Linked DNA regions of Homo sapiens: region 2 is linked to region 1. A link is a loop called in an ENCODE intact Hi-C map of the cell type or tissue named here. Cell type or tissue: sigmoid colon. All regions are shown on one strand. Links, peaks and the distances in the headings refer to the core of each region. The heading gives the core; the rest is flanking DNA.

Region 1 (9,134 bases), core at 2,608-5,107:
TCATCCTCTCAGCTGAGCTCTTTAGAGAGCTCCCTCTGCGGCCACACCCATTTCTTCAGCACTTCATTTATTTGTGTGCTCATCAGGAAATTTTGTGATTCTATATTCAGAGTGTCCCAAACTTTTGTAGCTATTGTCATCACTAACTTTTTTGTTTGCTTTTAAACGTGTGTTTCTTGAAGTCTAGAGTATGTGTCTTAGTATGTGGTACCTCCTTCTTCGCCTTGTGGGGTATTTTTCCAGCTTCTGGCCTCTTTCACTTTAATTTCTGGCATTTCTTGAAAAGGCTCTGTGCCGTTTCTCTAAAGTTAGGCTAAGTTCAGTATTTTGCAAGCTATGTTCCATGAAATGTGAAATGGTATTGCATAAAAGCCATGTTCTATGGTCAAATGATTTTGCTAGATCCTGCGTATAATGGCTATTGTTGGAAGATCCACAGTGTACAATAACATTAAAGGCTCCAAATATTCCTGTAGTAAAAAAGCCAGCTTAACTTTGTTTAACCCAACACCTCCCCAGCTTAACTGACCATAGAACTCTTTCTGGAATATGTATTTGTAGTTTGAGATCAGCCTCCACTTAAAACCTTCAGCTCACAGGTAGAATTCAGTTTGGTAGCATGAATTTTAAGGACAATTTTGTCTATGCATCTGCGTTTCCTCAACATTTACAAATCATGCCCCAGGTACCAGGAACTCTGCTAAGTTCTGAAATACAAAGATGAGTACAACATGGTTCTTGCCCTGATGTTGCTTACGATCTGCTGGCAGAGGATGAAAATATAAATGACTGGCCAGAATACAAGCAGGGGTTCAAGCAAAATGAAATGGTATCATCAGAGAGGATGCGGTGAATTCAGATAAAGGGTATCTGGAAGGGTTTAAAGAGGTGAAATTTTATTTAGACCCAAAAGAATAAAGACAATTTCAAAAGGCCTCAGAGCAGGACAAATAAAAGGCAATCACAGAATTTTAGTTTTGAAAGGAGTACTGGGGAAAATAATTTCTTCAATAATTCACATTTAAAAAAATTTTCCTAACTGATCTTCACTAAGCATGCTCTTTTGTCTATTTCTCCATTAAGTACGGTACTTTGAATGCAATATATTTCCAAGTAATATACCTAACGAGGAATACTTGAAAACTCTTCCCATGGATTGTAGATTATGTCAATATGGCCTAAAATTCTGTTTACGTTTTTGGTAACTACATATTGCATTATCTTAAATGATGCCATCAGTACAATTTTTTAATTGATATCTTAGCTAAACCATACCTCTTCTATCCCATATCTCTTTAAATATTTTTTAATCAAAAATAATACCTCACATTTATTCTAGAGAAATGTAACATTATTACATCCAGTTCCCAGCCTGCCAGTTTCGTTTTTTATTGTGATTTCATCATTCATATATTTAGTGTCTCCCCTGGTTCTTGCTATTCCTGATCTTGTAGGTGTGCTTTCTATATTGTTAAGTAAATGTTTGAATCATCTATAAAATCATTTCCAGGACAGGAGTGATGACAGAAACCTGAGGCCCTGCTAATTCACACCAAGACAACACCAAGAATAAGGACAGGGAGGTACGGACCTAAGCTGTCTCTTCCAGATAAAACAATTAGCCTTGTGCATGGAGGGAAGGCAAGGACAGGGCGAAGCGCAGGAAATAGGGTTAAATGTGTGCTACACCCAGAGTGTGGAGGTAAGGAATGTGTTCTGAGGCAGCCTGGCAGCAGGGAAGCCTGACAGGCTCCGCATGAAGAGCTGTCTTGCCTAGGAGTGGCTTAGAAATTGGACAGCTCAGGTGACATGGGCCCCTTAGTTGGATAAGGAGGTAGGCACTGGAAGACTTTGCAGTGATGCAAAAGAGAGGGTAGGAGCCTCACCTCAGTAAGTGGCAGAGGAAACTGGCAGGGACACTGAGAAGAGGGAAACAGCAGGGAAAAATGCCCTCAGCAGTGCAAGAAATGAGATGGGACAAACCAAGATTGAAAAGTATGTTTCTGTAGCACGGGATCAAATAAATGTGTGTCAGTAACAAATACAACGTAGAAAGAAAAATTCAGCTTGGAGCAGAGTGTGTTTGGGATATGATAGAACTTATACAGGGCAGTGTGAGTTGGTCATGCCCATGGTGGAGACCTGGAGCTCAGAGAAAGGCTATGCCTGGATGTGTAGCTTGAGGGACAGTTCTGATAACTGACATCACGGAAAGACACACACTCACACCCCTGGAGAAAGTGTGGAGTGTGATGAAAAGAGGATGGGAGAAAGAACTTCAGGGGATTGGGGGTCTGATGTAGAGACAGAAGGAGTGACCAGAGGGAGACCTCAGTGAGCGTAACGAGTCAGAAATGGGCAATGTCCTACCTGCCAAAGGATCTATGATTCCAGGGTGGCTGAGTCAGGATTTGTTCTTCCAAGTTCATTTTAATGTTTGGACATGAACACTTTATGTGGACACATTCATAGCAGGGCACTTTTACCATTTGTTAGCGTAAGTTCTAGGGTCTTTAAAAAAGACACTGTAGTCTGGGAAGTATCACTCCCTCAACCCTCAGCTGCTCCTGTCCCTCTGAGGCCAGCCTGGCATGGGAGCCCACCTTCCAGCTGGTTGCAGCTCCTCCTGGGAGGGAGGCCGGAGCATCTCAGCCCAGTTCTCTGCAGAAAGAACCAAGGCAAGTGCCAGGCTCTTGCAGGCTGTCTCATCAATATGCCTTTTCTCCATTTGCCTCCAGCTGCCAACTTGTTTGGGGAGGCGGAGGGATGGAAGGTGGTGTTATTGCTTTTGACTTGACTTACTGTTTTGGTCTTTTACACATAATCTGCCCCCTGACCCAACATTAGCATAATGCTCATTAATCAAGCTCTGGCCTCCAATTAATGGCCAGCTGTGTGGATGCCGTGCATTTAATAGCTTCTGAATCAGTCAGGCAAAAGGTTAGGCAAATGATTTTGGCAGGAGGGGTGGGGAATTCTGAAAGAGACTGGAGGCATGTATCCATGCAGTAAGCATGTTTGACCTCATTCGTGAGCGATTGGAGAAGGAGGCCAGGAGGGGCATTGGCCAATCATCTTCCTCTCGTTCCCCATCCCTGAGTCCCCACCCTACCCCAGATGGCCTGAAGACAACACTCTCTTCCATCCTCCTGGCCTGGGGTCACACACCCCCACATCACTGCCCAGGCAGCCGGCCAAAGAAGAAAGCCCCGATTTATTGCTCTTGGCAGCGTCTAGGCTGGGCATTTCTATAAACCCAGTGCCGGGCTGACTAATAAAACACACACCCAGATTCACCCCTCAATAAATGTCTTTCAACCTTTAATCCTGTTTGTTGCAGTCTTTAAGGGAACATTGATTCAGCAGGCAACGAGGGCTTTTCCTCCCATCTATCTCCCACCGATCGATGTTCTGTCACCCCACTCCACCCAGCCCGACAAAGGAGAGGCCTCTGAGGGGAGAGGAGGGCATCTCTCCAGATTTATTTCACTGCTTATGAAAGGAGTTTTTAAAACTGCCACATGTGTTAGCTCCTAGATAGCTTTTCTGATCCTCAGCTACTCTAGGTGACCTCCTTGAATTTGGAGCACAGGGCCCAGGTCACAGAGTAATGGCACAGACATGTGGAGGAGGAGTTCTTAATACAACTCAGCCAAAAAGGAGCTACATTTCCTCTCTTGGCCACCTTTTTTTCCCCAAGGTCTCCCACCTTAGTTAATAACACCAACATCCTCCTGGTCACCCTGGCGACACACCTGAGCTATCTCTACCCCTCCCTCCCTTTCCTGCCTATCCAAACAGGTCTCACGCCTCATCAATGCTGCCTCTTGGATCCATACCTCCTCTCCAGGCCATTGTCCTGCCCACAGCTCAGACTCCAGAGACCCCCATCCAGAGCCCTGTGAGAGCTCATTCCTCGATCCCCATTATTCCAGTTCCTTCCTATCAATCCCTTGCTGGAACTGCCGTATGGTGCTCTTTCTACGACAGGAATCTGATCACATCGTTGTCCTGATTATGAAAGGTTGGGTAACTTGCCCAAGGCCATACAGCTGGTGAGTGTCTGAGTGAAGACGGGAATCGGGTCATCCGATCTGTAATCTGCTGCTCTCCCACATGAGACACGAACTCCCCTCTTACTGTAAGGAATTTGATTTTACTTGTTTTTGGGACTGCCACATACTTCTCTGTATCATACACAGTGCCCATCCTATTATTGAAATTCAGTAAATATTTGCTCACAGAACATATCCATAAACAACATCCTGAGGTCATGTCAAGCATGAATAACGTGCGTCTTCAGAGAAATCTCTGGGGCATTTCTTTGGGAGCAAGCATCAGACAAATAAACATCATTTGAGGTTTTTAATAGGAGATCAGTAAACCTTAATAAGATTGGAATCAGCTATTTAGTGTTAAGCTATAAATAAACAGAAGGGGACCGTCTGTTCCTGAGACTGTGTAATGTTTCTAGTCTCATAGTTCATAGGCCAGTGAACAGACAGGATGTCTACACCTGCAGTGCATGCCCAGGGCCAATATGCTTCATGCTACAGTGCAGGGAGATAAGAGAAGGGTGCAGGCTTGTCACCAAGGTACACGGACTCCTCTCCCTACGCACAGAGGGACATCCCGGCAGTGCCCCAGGAGAGTGTCACTTCCATCCTGCTGATCTGTTTGAGAAGTCACCATTGCACCCACCTGGCCAATCCTCAGTCTCTTCAGTGGTAAAAACAGATACATACGCCTGTGTTGTCTGCCTCTGGAAATGCCAGCCCACTCCAGCTATATGACTGAATTAGCAACAATGTATCCAATTTCTGGGGACACCTTTGACCTAATTTTCCCAACGGCCACCCAGATTAATGCAGCTGCCAAAGCCAAAGGCCACTGTGCAAAAAAAAAAAAAAAAAAGAAAAGAAAAGAAAAGAAAAAGAAAAAAAGAAACCCAGGACTGATTTATCACCTCCCACCCTCCACTCTGGCCTGGTGTCAACCTCTCCCTTCCAAGCTACAGGTCAGAGGAAAAGCAAGAACTGTCAAGACTTAGCTTAGACTGTGGCCTAAGGTTGATAGTATTAACATCTCATTCAACCGTTGACAAGAAAGACCCTAATAAAAATAAAGGGCCAACCCAACCAGATGAGAAAGTCAGCTCCATGGTGCTGATTTACTCCTTCTCTCTGGCTCTGAAAATCAAATTGAGATGCAAGTTAATTCATTTTTATTATCATCTCAGTCTATCAATCCTAGCTCTTGTCGCTTGTCCCCAAAGAAAATCCCAGTGCCTTCTGTGCCTCATTCTAAATGCCTCTCCAAAGCATCCTGCCACTGACAGGCTGAGAGCCTGGCTGGAGACCAGCCTCAATAGAGACATGTCTTTCAGGAGGGGACTTCTCAGTCCACCCGCTCTTGCCATAGCCCTCGCCAAAGCCCCTCAGAAGTGGACATGTGACCTCCTGGATCTGTCCCAGAATGCCTAGGCTGGATGATAGGCAGATGGCTGGACATGAGTGGTAGCTGCAGGAAGGCCAGAGGTTCAGGCTTTGATCAGAAGACAGTGAGACAAAGCAAAGCACTGCGTTGGAGGGGAGGCCAACACAGAGGCCGGCCAGATCCCAGGGTGGCCCCGAGGTCTCCGCCTCTGGGTGCCACACCCTTGTGGAACCCCTCCTTGTGGCTGTGGGCAGGACCTAGTGACCTGTAATGGATAGAATAATGCAGAAGGGAGGGTGGGGGGCTCAGAGGCTTGTCCTAAGAGGCAGTGATGCCACACTCTATCCGTTGCAGCACTGGCTCTGGGGAAGCTGCTGCGCTGTGGAGGGGCCGTGTGCTGAGGGCTGGAGCTGTGGCTGATGGCCTGGGAGCAGGTTTGGATCCTCAGATGGCTGCAATCCCTGCTGGCACTGTGACTGCTGGGTCTCCTGAGAGACTCTGACCCGAAAACACTCAGCGAAGACCCTCTCAGATTCCCGACCCACAGAAACTGTGAGATAGTAAGTGTTTGCTGTTTGAGTTCACTGAGTTTGGGATAATTTGTTCTACAGCAAGGAATAACTAATGTATGTGGCTCTGCGTTTTGCCTGTATAGAAGGCAAAGGCTTGGTCGTCCGGCAGACAAGAGCTCAAGCCGAGAAAAACACTCCAGGGCCCCATTTTCCAGCCTGGTGCTGCAACCACAAAATTAGGGGTGGGGAGGACGGGAACACTTAGGTTGCCACGCTGTTCCAGTCTCCAGCCTAGCTGTTTTCAAAGCTCAGGTGCCTCTAATACTCAAGACAATGCCATCTGACTGATGAGGAAGCTGAAACTTCGATGATTAGGCCCTGGTAATGAATGTCTGCGGTGGTCCCCATGGTCCTGGTTTCCCTTTGTCTTATCCCAGATGCTCAAAATGCCAGATTCTAACTTGGCAAGAAGACTCATCCTCTTTCTTGTAACATATTATAATCTCTGTCTTCTATAAAATACTCAGGCTTCTAGAGAGGATGGAGAAGAAGCTGGAGTAACAGCAAGTTGGCTCCAGAAATTGGTTTACAAAGCAGAAATCCAGATGTTTTCTCTTTTTTTCTCTCTAAACATCAAATCAAGCAGCAGCTTGCAACACTCTGTGTGGCCCAGCTGAAGAAATTCTAAACATTGCTTCAAGGATCTAACTCACAACTCATCTTAAACCATCACAAGAAAACTCCCATTAGAGCGGGAGAGGGGAAGTGTGTGTTAATGAGCTGAAGTGTGAGAATGGGATGAATAAGCAGAAGCTTGAATGCAGCACGGAGGCGAATGAAATAATTACCCAGCTTACCATTGTTACAACGCAATAAATTTAATGTAATTCCTAAAGGCCAACCCAGTTTTTTCTTTCTTTTTATTTTTAACTCCTTTTTACATTTTCAGAATTATACTTTAATTAGCATAACATTTAAATTAGTGAATGGAATCTTAATTAGCAGAAGAAATAGACTTTTGTTGGAGTGGTAACTAAAACAAATAAATCCACTTCCTCTTTCAAGAGCCGTTTGCTTATGGCGCATTTAATAGCCTAGTGTACCATAAACAATTTGAGGGAAAGATAAGTAATTAAATTAGAAGACATACTGGCCAGCTCCCAGCTCCCAACAACGGCACTTCCTTTTTCTGTCTCACAAGCGCTCCCCTCCTACTCTCTTATCTTAGTGGGTCTCTGCAGTCTGAGAACAAAGACATGGGTCCCTCTGGACCTCTTGGGTGTTTCCCATAATTACACTCTCTTGATAATTGGCAGGTTCAAAAAGCATTACTTTAAGTCTCCCTGTTTGTTTTCCCTCTGCGATGTCCTCTTTTAATTCACTAGGTCAGGAAAAGCGCTAAGCAAATCACATCTAAATAATGACCTGTTAGTACGCACCCCACCTTTCCTTTTTGTCTTTCCTGGTCCCTTCACAGAAGGGCCATGCTTCACTCCACACTGGGGCCACTGGGAGCGAAAACTGGCAGTCCAGCCCCACACGGCAGCAGGGACAGAGCACGGTGACACTTAGGGGTGTCCGTGAGGGCAGACAGAATGCTCAGGGTATCTGTGAGGGCTGAGTGAATGCTTGGAGGCTGCAGAGGGTCCTGCCCACCCTCCATCTCAAATGAGAAAACAGGCACTAAGGACGATGACAGCACATTGTATAGGTCAGTCAGGGAGACAGCTGCCCCCAACTCCGGTATTTTGGCCCTCAGCCTGGGCTCTCTGTATCATAGCCTGTACAAATGTTCCTCAAACACATGGCCAGGAACTTGGAGACTATTCCTAACAAAGGACTATTTTTGACTTAAATATGAGGCAGGATCCAGGCTCAGGGCTTAATGTGGCCCTGCTTGGGGGATGCCTATCTCACATTTTGTACTCTCCTCTGCCCAAGAACCACCAATTAACCGGTAAGTGGTCCAGCCACAAGGAAGAGGCAAGACATCACTTGACATGACAGGACCAGTATTTATTTGGCCACTTCACAAAAGGTCCTTAAGGAAAAGGAGGAAGCAGCCACCGGCGGGGTGTTACATGGCCTGCATTCTGGTCCTGACTTCTTGAGTACTTCTGTGCACACAAAGATCTCCCTGGACCTGACTGCTTTCACCTAAGATTAGACAGCCTTTCAGTGCCCCAACAGGCAAAGCTGCATCCCTTGCTACCAGAGTTCTTCTATGAGAAGTTACCTGACAAACTCACCGGTTGTGTAAACTTGAGAAGTTAATTCACTCCTCTAAACCATCTGCTTAATTTATTAATTCCTTCACTCAGTGTTTGTATTTTTCAATAAATATGTATTCAGTGATCGCTGTATTCCAAGCATTTCTTTAGATAAAAATGCAGGATGAATAAAACAGGCAAAATCTCTGTCCACATGGCTTGCGATTCGACTGAAGAAGTCAGACTACAAAACAAACACCTGACAAGAGAAGACACAGTGATAGATGTTGTGAATAAAACTAAAGATGCAGAGGAGGGATTAATTCAGAACATATGGAGGGGCAGACCTGCCTCTCAAGGTTACTTCGGCAGAGAACTGAATCTCTTAAGGAGGTACAACATTTGACAGTCAGAACCTTTTCCAGGGAGAGGGATACCAAGTGCAAAGACACTTAGGCAGGAACCAGCACCATGTTAGAGTGGGTGAGTGAGGTTAGAGAGCTTTGGAGGGGCAGATCGTATGGGGCCCTTGAGTCTGCCCATGGGTTTTATTCGGAGTCTTAAGGGAAGCTCTAAAGCAGATGTTCCTCCCTTAGAGGGCCGCTGCCAGACTCCGCACCATGAAGCCACCTGCCTAGGACCATGGCTGGCCCATAGAAAATGTCTAATAATAATAACCATCATTATCATATTAATAACTATAATCATGATATGCTAACAATGGCTAAAAAGAGCTGGGTTTGGTAAGCACACAGAGACACACATGGTGTAACTATTGGGTACTTTGAATGTCTCCCACTTGCTTCATTTTGGTCTCATAAGTAAACCTGGAAAATGTAAAAGTGAATGGACCCTTGAGGAATGAGCTGGGCCTCTACTCTTGTTTCTAACCTTTGGGATGTGTCAGGGGAAGGAGGGCCTATGGCAATCTACAAGAGCTCTGGATGACTTACTTTGTGGGAACAGTATGGGGACA
Region 2 (9,134 bases), core at 188-2,687, 91 kb before region 1:
AGGTAATTTACTCTCCCCCGTAAGGACCATCAGAAAGAAAAGACTAATGCCTCTAGGATGTTGGGGGATGGGATGTGATAGTAAGTGTGGCAGCAGAAAAGAAGTCCAGGTCCCTGGGTGCATATAGGGCCACCCTCCATAGTCAGAGGCACTGCAGGCACCAGACCCAGAGACCCCTGAGTGGCACCTGTGGCTGGTTTGGGATTGTGCCAGGAGATGTCACCAGACAACAGAAGGAGGAGAGCAAAAAATAACAGCCACCCCAGAAGCCCAGGAGCCCATTCCATGGAGTACATGGGCAGCATGCCCTGGCTTCCCAGAACTATTTGGAAAGGATTTCAGAAGAGCTTCCATTTCCACTGAGTGGGTGAAGGCAGAGCTTGAGAATGCCTTGTCTGGAATCTTCTTCCAATTACTTTAAGCCCTGTGAGGCCACAGCAATGGAGTTTCAAGAAGTAGCCGCAGCTTACATTGTTACTCTCCCAGGGCCACTTGAATTGTGCTAAGTCTCAACTCCTCAAAGTCAAGGTGTGTTTTCAGACATCAGCCTGAGATGCTCAGGTGAATATTATCAGCCGCAGGGATTTCTGGGAAAGAATATTTCTTAAGTGTTTAAAATCACATCTCATAAATAGTTTCCTGCTTCGCTTGCATGTAACACCAACATTATTCGTGCCACGCACAGCTCAATGCCCAAGGCTGTGTCATAAGACAAAAACCTGGGTTCTAATTCTGGCCCTGCCACTTACTAGCTCAACCACCAAAAGGCAAATTTTGGAGTTGTTTTGTTGATGTTCCTTTGCTTTTGTTTGTTTTATAAACTTCTTTGAAGCTGTTTCATCATCTCCAAAATCATGATAATGATCGATGCTTCATGGGGTGTCTGTCGGTTAAAGAGGATGCAGGAAGAGCTGTTGGCATAGGTGCTCCCCAACCCGAGAGATGAGCCCTGCGTCCACTGCACCAGCATCCAGCCATGGACTGCCAAGGAAATCTACACCCTGGCCCCCTTCCCTTGGTGGTCAGCCTGCTGCTGGTGGGCACCCCTCAGGGGCTCAGCCCCTATCCTTCCCCAGGGAAAGCCGGTATCTACCGTCCTCCTAGAAAGGCAGCTGACATGGTTGCAGGTTCTGCGCACTGCATGCTCTGTTCATTTTCTCACCTCTTCTACCCATTATTCCATCTCCCCACACTCTTCCCACTGCTTCTTATTTTTTTGGCAAACGGTGAGATCACACAGGCTTATAGCCCTGGGGGAAGGTATTCCACAGCTGCTTTTGAGCCCCAGCCCTTCCAGCAGCCTGGGCATCTGAGCACAAATTGAACAACATTAATGAGACACCCAATCTCAGCATTTTACTCTCCACTGCTATTCTAAAATCTTCACAAAAAAGTTCAGGTGGTTCTTTTCAAGCTGCCCACACACATGCACACACACCAAGCCTCCCACCCCAGGGCCTGTGGCCGGCTTGTGTGTGAGAAGCCAGCTCGCTCTGGATGTGCGATTCTGCAGTCTGTGAAGGCACAGTGGTAGATTACACAAGAGAATGGCCTTACAGTTTTATAAACTATTTATTAGGCCCGTCCTGGAGAGCTACATCAATATGGCCGTCGGTGAAGCAAAGCAGAAGCTATAAAAATATCATCTATCCCAAACAAGCTTCATAATCAAACAAAGCCCCGTGCTGGCTGGGACAGGCTTGTGTTCTGACACATAAGGGCCCTTTCCATCTTTAAAACAGACCATTAAAACACCAGAACACTTTGGCTCACAGAAGTCTAAATCAAAAGGGAGGGGAAAAAAGAGAGATCTCTTTTCTCCAAGAGTAATAATGCCTTTTCCAGCTCCTGGAAAAGCTCATTGCGATAGAGATGCAATATTGCTTTTTTCATAGTGGCTTTTCCGTTTCTTTCCAATACCCAGAAAATCTTCTAGGGGTTCAACATTTCCACTTGTTTCCCTCTAGGAATCCCTTTCTTTTTACTCCACGTGTACACAGTAGCTATGCGGCGATCCCTTCAATATTATTTTGTTGTTTTCCCAATAAATAAAGATATACAGTTTGATACATATTCCAGAAGGGAAATCATCATCATAATAATAACCTGAAGTAGAATGTTACCAGCCCAGTACTGTGCTCCAATTCCCCAAGGCAAACGAACACGGGAGGCAGGTCCGTACGCTGGGGTTTACTGTGATTAACATTTCCAGCCAGTGCTCCTCCAATTGGCTCCAAAACATGTCTTAATAAACTGCATTCCAAAAGCCCTTATATTTCCACCTTATTGCATTCTGCTAGAATGAGATATAATATGTGGACGCAAGGAAAAGTGACATTCAGTGAATGAGCTGCAGAGAGTTATATAAGGAAGCTAAATCTCACTCCCTACCACCTGGCATACTGCTTGTGGCTCCTCATCATGATTCTAGAAATCAGTCTGCAACTAAAATTCATGCATGGGGATGCTCTGCTTTGGACCGTGGGCTGGGGAAGAGAGGTGTGATATGCTTTTGAGAGGGCAGAAGGCAAAAGAGAGGAAGAAGGGCTGCAGAGGTGGTTGGTCCACTCAGAGTTGCACTCCCATGGCAAGGTGCTCCATAAAGAAGTCTGAGAATGGAGATATGCAGAACTGAGTCACTCAGAGCTAGGCAGATAATCCAGCACCTCAGTCTGGGAGAAGTTTTCTATGACATTTTGATTGTTTTTAGATCTGGGTAGAATTTTTGGACAAGAAGAAGAGACACGGGATGGACTGCAGAGCCTGAGCAGACACATGCAAAGGACAGTCACGGCACCCCACGCTCTTTCCCTATCCCCCATTTTCAACCTTTATTTTCTTTCCATCATCCTGGAGATGCACACCCTCTGTGACCTAGGAGGTTGCATAGAGAGGAAAAAATAGTATCTGTGATCACATTTTCTTGTATTTACAAAACACAAGAAAGTACATTGACGGCGAAGTCCATGAGCCCTGAGGAAATGTGAATAGCTTTCAGACTGAAGAGTATTCACCCTGAGTATATGCCTGATAGGTAATTCTTAGAGGTGTGGGGGCCATTCAAGTAATTGGCAGTAAATGCTGGCTACTAAGTAATAAATAACTAAATGTGTAGCATCTCTCCTTCCCATCTGAGCCCTGCACGTGCCACGGAGAATCAAACACATGACAGAGAGTAAACGGATCTGAGTTCTGGACTCAGCCCACACATGGTCACCTTCAGCATCTCAGTCAAGTCAGTGACACTGTCTGGTTCCAATTTACCCCAAAGAAGAAAGGATCAAGGCTGAGATACATCACACAACAGTGATCTTAAGGTCTGATCTGGAAGAGAAACCCACACAGTAAATCCACTAGCACACAGGTGCCCATTAGGGCTTGAAGACGCAGGTGACAGATCTTGGTTGAAGAGTCTGCTCTCTTTGAGCATATTACCCTTAACATCCTAAAGAAAAAAAAAAAAGACTTCACACACACACACACACACACACACACACACACACACACACAAAAGCATCCAGATGGTTTACAAAGAAGAAAAATATTGGAGCAGGTCTTTCACTTTCAAACTTCTCTTAGTAGCACAGCTGGATCTTCTGTGTGAGAAGAGTTAAGGGAATCTCAGTGAGAGCTGCTCACAGTGAAAATGATATGATTTTCTGGGATGTGGTGGAAAGAAGCACCGCCTCCCTGAAAAAGTCATCACTGTGGGTCCATGTGGTACCATAGCTTTAGACCACCGAGAAGGATTTTCATCACTGACAACAGCATGAAGCGGTGTTCTGCAGAGGCAAACGGGCACATGCAGAAATGACTCTCACACATCTGCTGGGAGGCAATCACACCCACAGATAGAACAGAGCAGTGGCCTCCCCTGGTGCTTGAGATCAGGGGCTGAAGTCGCAAGGCTATACCAGGAAGAATTCTATCACTGCTGGGCAGCACCTGCCTTCTCCTCCTCTTCAGCTTGAGCCACCTCTTTTCCTTTCCAGTCCTTACTTCATCAATGTGGAGGTGGACCAAGTTGATAAGTTAATGCATAGGGTTAAAGGTCTCTTCATTTGTTGAACAAATATTTCTTAAGAATCTACACTTTTCCAAGAAAATATTAAACATTTCTTCATTGATGAAGAAGATGGACTTCTTCATGAGGAGGTGGACCAAGCTGATAATTTAGGCATCCTGATTCACACCCCCATTTGAAACAACCCACCACACAGCTAATATAATGTGCTATGGCTTCATCACAATTCTATTGACACAAACCAGGTGTGAGGTCTGCGGGATGCCACACCAAAAAGGGTAATGAATTAATATGGACAAAACATGTTTCAAGGGCAAACCTGCAAACAGAAACTTTCTTTTTTTTTTTCTTTCTTTCTTTCTTTCTTTTTTTTTTTTTTTTTTTTTTTTTGAGACTGAGTTTTGCTTTTGTCACCCAGGCTGGAGTGCAGTGGTGCAGTCTCGGCCCACTGCAACCTCCGCCTCCCAGGTTGAAGCAATTCTCCTGCCTCAGCCTCTCTAGTAGCTGGGATTACAGGCACCTGCCACCATGCCCAGCTAATTATTGTATTTTTAGTAGAGATAGGGTTTCACCATGTTGGCCAGGCTGGTCTTGAACTCCTGACCTCAGGCGATCCACCTGCCTCGGCCTCCCAAAGTGCTGGGATTACAGGCATGAGCCACCACACCCAGCCTGCAAACAGAAAGCTTCAAACCCAACTTCTTTCACTAGGGGGATATTTTCATCATGTCACTCAGTAAATAACCAAAGAGTAAAGAACGTCTAGTTAATGCATAGGTTTAAAGATTTCTTCATTTGTTGAGCAAATATTTCTTAAGAATCTACACTTTTCCAAGAAAATACTAAAAATTTCTTCATTGATAGAAGTGGTAAAACTAGGCATTCCAGGAGTCATACAAAGCTAAGGTAGGTAAGCTTACAAAATCCAAGGAAGGCTGGCATTCCAGGCTTTACACCGATCTGAACTTTGATACAGGAGCATAGGCAGGATCTGAAAGTATGGTGGATGACAACTTCCTATTGCAGAATCTGTACTCTTAAGTGTGTAAGGAAATTACAAATAAGCAAAAAGATTACCAAACATCTTCAGGGAAAAACAATGCATTGTTTAGAGCATGCCTTACTGGGTTATTATTTTTTTCAAGTAAAAGCAAGTTTATTAGAGAAGTAAGAATGGCCTAAGAATGGCCGCTCCCTAGACAGAGCACCCCAGAGGGCTGCTGGTTGGCTTGGGTTATTTCATTCTAGATGTTCCTTGCTTCTGAGCTATTTTACTACTCTATAAATTGTAGATAATTGATAGCAATGCAAAATAGTTCTTGTCTAAAGACATACAAATAAATTCTATCTGGTACAGGTTCAGTTGACTTCCCTCAAATTCATAGAAAAAGCCAGTTTTTTGTCCATTTGCAAATCACAGTCAATAGTGCTATATTTCATATACATTTGCACTCCTTTGACTTACATTTTGAAACGAATATAACATCTGCCAGATTTCCTCATTAATGAGTTAAATAAAATATTTAATGATCATCTATTTTTGGTCTATATGAGAATCATGATTTTAGTTTTACTGAAAATTATCCCTTAACAAGTAAAGAGAGATGCTCCATGTATTTAAACTAATAAAGAACATAACATAAACATTAACCGCCATGGAATGTAAAACTGTGTCCGTAAATGATACAGAACTAGGATGATGAATGAAGGACATGTCCTCTGCCTGAATCCGAGTGAAAAATTTCCTTTAGCCACATTTGGGTAACGTTTTCATTGATTTGGCAGAGGGAGGGGATTTCTGGTAGTAATACTCAAAATACACTGTCGTCCTGTCTGTATTTTATTTAGATTGAGGTCTGCAGTTAGCGGTTTATTTGCTTCTGGTGCAGATTCCAGTCATTGTCAGCCCATGATTTGCCTTCACAGTCACCTGAATTAAAAGACTCCGCAGGTACTGTGGAGTGAGGTTCATGATTCTGGAAGCCCGCTCAACAATTACATTACAGACTCTGATCATAGAGGTGATAGAACAGTTTTGCAGTAACTTTTATGGAATGGTGCCTCAATGTACCATAAGCGATAGACACAAAGAAAATGTTAATTTCATTTCTCAGAATTGCATCACCCATTGTCCCTCTGTGCTTTTGTTTTCCTGATGTCTTATACGATGCTTCCAACTCCTGCGTAGAAGCGTGTGGAACTCTGTAATTCGGGAACAAGGCAGATTGACTTTTCTCAGACCCAACTGTGTATTCAATGGGTATATAAATAAAATACATTTTAAGACTGTTTTCTTCTATTTCATAAAAGGTAGACATTATTTGTGATGTCATTGGTAGAAATGAAATTATTATAATTCACTTAGATGTTTGGTTGAAGTTCACTTTTAGTAAATAGGTTAACATAGAATTCATGAGAACCCACACAATAATTTGACGTACAGAGGTAAAATAATAGTTTTTTGGCCTTCAGTTCCCAGGAATTGCTCATAATTGTATCATTGACACTGATCCAAAACTCACATTTATTTTACCATGAACAGTTGCAAACCCATTAACAGTGAACAGTCATACCTCCATGTGCCCCGCCATGCTGCAGGAGCCAAAAGATGGAATGGGACCACTTGGGAAGGATGAATAGGAACTGGCCAAAGACTTCCTTCCAATGGGATTGACAGGTAGGTAGGCTTCTGAGGTCTCTCCTGAAGAAGCTCAAAACAATAATCAAATATCACTTACCTAGGGAAAGACAAAGGGAAAAGGGATAGAGAATAAGGTGGGTTAGAGTTTACTGCAACCACCTTATATTCCACTGAGATTATCTATTTTAAGCAAAGGGATGTTTAGTGCAATGCAAATTATCCACAAGCTCCAAGTAAAACCCAAGTTTTAAATACCCAGGGAAAGGTCAGTTGTGAAAATGGAACTTTGTTGCAAAGGCCATGCACCCTGCTGTTTGTTTTCTTTTCTGTTCTGGCATTCTTATACAGGTGCATTTAACTACTACTAGAACATAGGCCTTGTAACAAGGGACTGATTGGGGACTCTGTGATGTGCCAAGGAAAGGAGAAAAAATGCATACGTCCCAGCTGCCTTAATGATTATGGAGGTTCTGTAGCTATGTGGTTCAGATGCTGAGAAGATTGAACTAATAAAAAAGAAATGAGAGAACTGTCATCACAGATTACATAGTATTTATCCCAAAATCTGTTCATTATAGATATTTGCAAGACAAATGGGTTTTTAGCCAGGAATGGCAGCATTTTCCTCCTGGTAAGTGTATAATGAGGCACCCAATTTGTCTAGAGCATGATCTCTCTCTCTTTTAAAAAACATATGCCTGGCTCTAAATCTTAGTAAAATTCCTGAAAACATCCATTAGGAGGTCAGCAAAAAAAGTTGAATTCGTAGAGTTCTTTACAATTTACAGAGGATTTTCATAGGCACTGTCTCCTTTGATTTTTATGGCAACATTTTACTATGGGTAGAATAGGTATTACTACTGTTCCCTCCTCCCCTTCTTTCTCCAATTTCTCATCCTCTTCCTTCTATTTCTCCCCCTTCTCCTCCTTCTCCCCTTCTTTCTTCTTCATTCCTTCCTGCTTCTCTTCTTACTCCTCCTTCTTCATCTCCTCCTTTTCCTTCTTCTTTATAAGCAACATAGGGCCCAATTTGATTCATCAGCTTGCTCAAAATCACACTCATGTCTAGTGGTAGTTCCAGGGCTTGAATTGTGTTCTTCAGGTTTCATATTGCTTTCTCTTTCTCCCTTGATCAAATCCCAGACACAGTATAAAGATAGCCAAGAAGAAAGATAGGGAGGGAGAGCAGGAGAAAGGAGCAGAGAGGAAATAGATAAATTCAGGAAGAGAGGGATGGTAAAAATAAGGAAGTAAGAAAGACAGAAAATGGTAAAAATCATCAAATATTTGGAGCAAATTCTTCATTAAATAAATATGTTCAAGTAAAGAGCATAGAAAAGTACCTGGCATGTAGAAAACTCCATACAAGTAGTTGCTATTATTCATTTTTTAAAAAATTCTATTGACCCAAGGAAAACTTGACTAGAACAGAGGATGCCATCCCTACAATGGCTCCTCTTGGTCTCTCTGCCTTAACATCAAAACGATACTGGTCAAAGGAATAACTGTGTCAGAGAAATGTCATTCCACAGGGGAAAAAAAACTATAAAGAAAACATTTTTTGATCATGTTTTAATCTCTTGACATGGACAAATGGTTGATTCCTGGCCTGCTCACCAGCAACAACGTACTAGACACTTTGTTGTCTCCCAGTAGCCCCAATGAACCTTGACTTTCTTCTCAGGCAGCTACAAGAGTCTCAAGCTTACTTGACATCTACATTGCATATCAGACTGCTTGTGTGATAACAAAAGCGGCCATAATAAATGTCATAAAACAAGATATGCGCTGGAGGTGCAGAAAGAGGAAACAGTCAACTTTCATATATAACTACAAATTTCTCTGTATTATGGCCATTATTTGACTAGAGAAGGAAGTTCTTAGACCCAGATCAGCAGGAAAAAAAAAAATGAAAGGGGACTTGGTGTAGTATCATAGGGTCATCCTATTTGTAGCTTTTTAATGAAAAGTAATTATAGCCTTATTCAATTATGACCCAAATGCACCTAATCCCCTCATAAATGCTTCTTATTCACCACCCAGCACTTTCTGACACTGCTGGCCAAATAAATGGTGGCTGTTTCTACCTGGGTGATGGCAAGGTTGTTCATTGTAACACTCCATGAAACTTAATTATGCAAAACAAAGAGGCAACTCTGGAGCCATTAATCAGAGGTTTCATTCAGAAGTAATTTGTTGCTGGGACCCAAAGAACTGTTCTTCTGGTTCCTTCCACTGTGCTGCACTAATAGTTAATCCCTGGCTTTAATGGAAGTTGCTGGGGTTGAAGCTCTGAGGCCAATAGTGGCAAAGCAGCTTATGAACATCACCTTGCTTATTAGTGGGCAGACACCTAATTTCTTCTACTTAAGTCACCTTTAATTACAGCAACCAGAAACCAAAACCATCCACAAGTTATCAAGAACAAGTGCCCAATCACTTATTTCCCAATTGCCTAAAGGCAGAACA

The links. Peaks named below come from ENCODE experiments on the same cell type or tissue, not always from the same donor. Only the 100,000 strongest peaks of a DNase experiment are listed, where the experiment ranks them.
Region 2: it touches region 1 in a loop (8-fold over the local background); 1 of 110 quality-filtered maps calls a loop at or near these places.

Annotation. Positions count from the first base shown.
Region 1 is chr11:133,379,352-133,388,485 of GRCh38, forward strand. The region is part of intron 1 of OPCML (opioid binding protein/cell adhesion molecule like); the gene reads right to left. Among named protein-coding and RNA genes, the nearest start is that of OPCML-IT1, 18 kb to the left of the region's middle. RefSeq lists a silencer at 7,020-7,220. In sigmoid colon, for the core only: no CTCF peak of the experiment used is centred there; no DNase peak of the experiment used is centred there.
Region 2 is chr11:133,290,427-133,299,560 of GRCh38, forward strand. The region is part of intron 1 of OPCML (opioid binding protein/cell adhesion molecule like); the gene reads right to left. Among named protein-coding and RNA genes, the nearest start is that of OPCML-IT1, 71 kb to the right of the region's middle. In sigmoid colon, for the core only: no CTCF peak of the experiment used is centred there; a DNase peak (open chromatin) is centred at 1,665.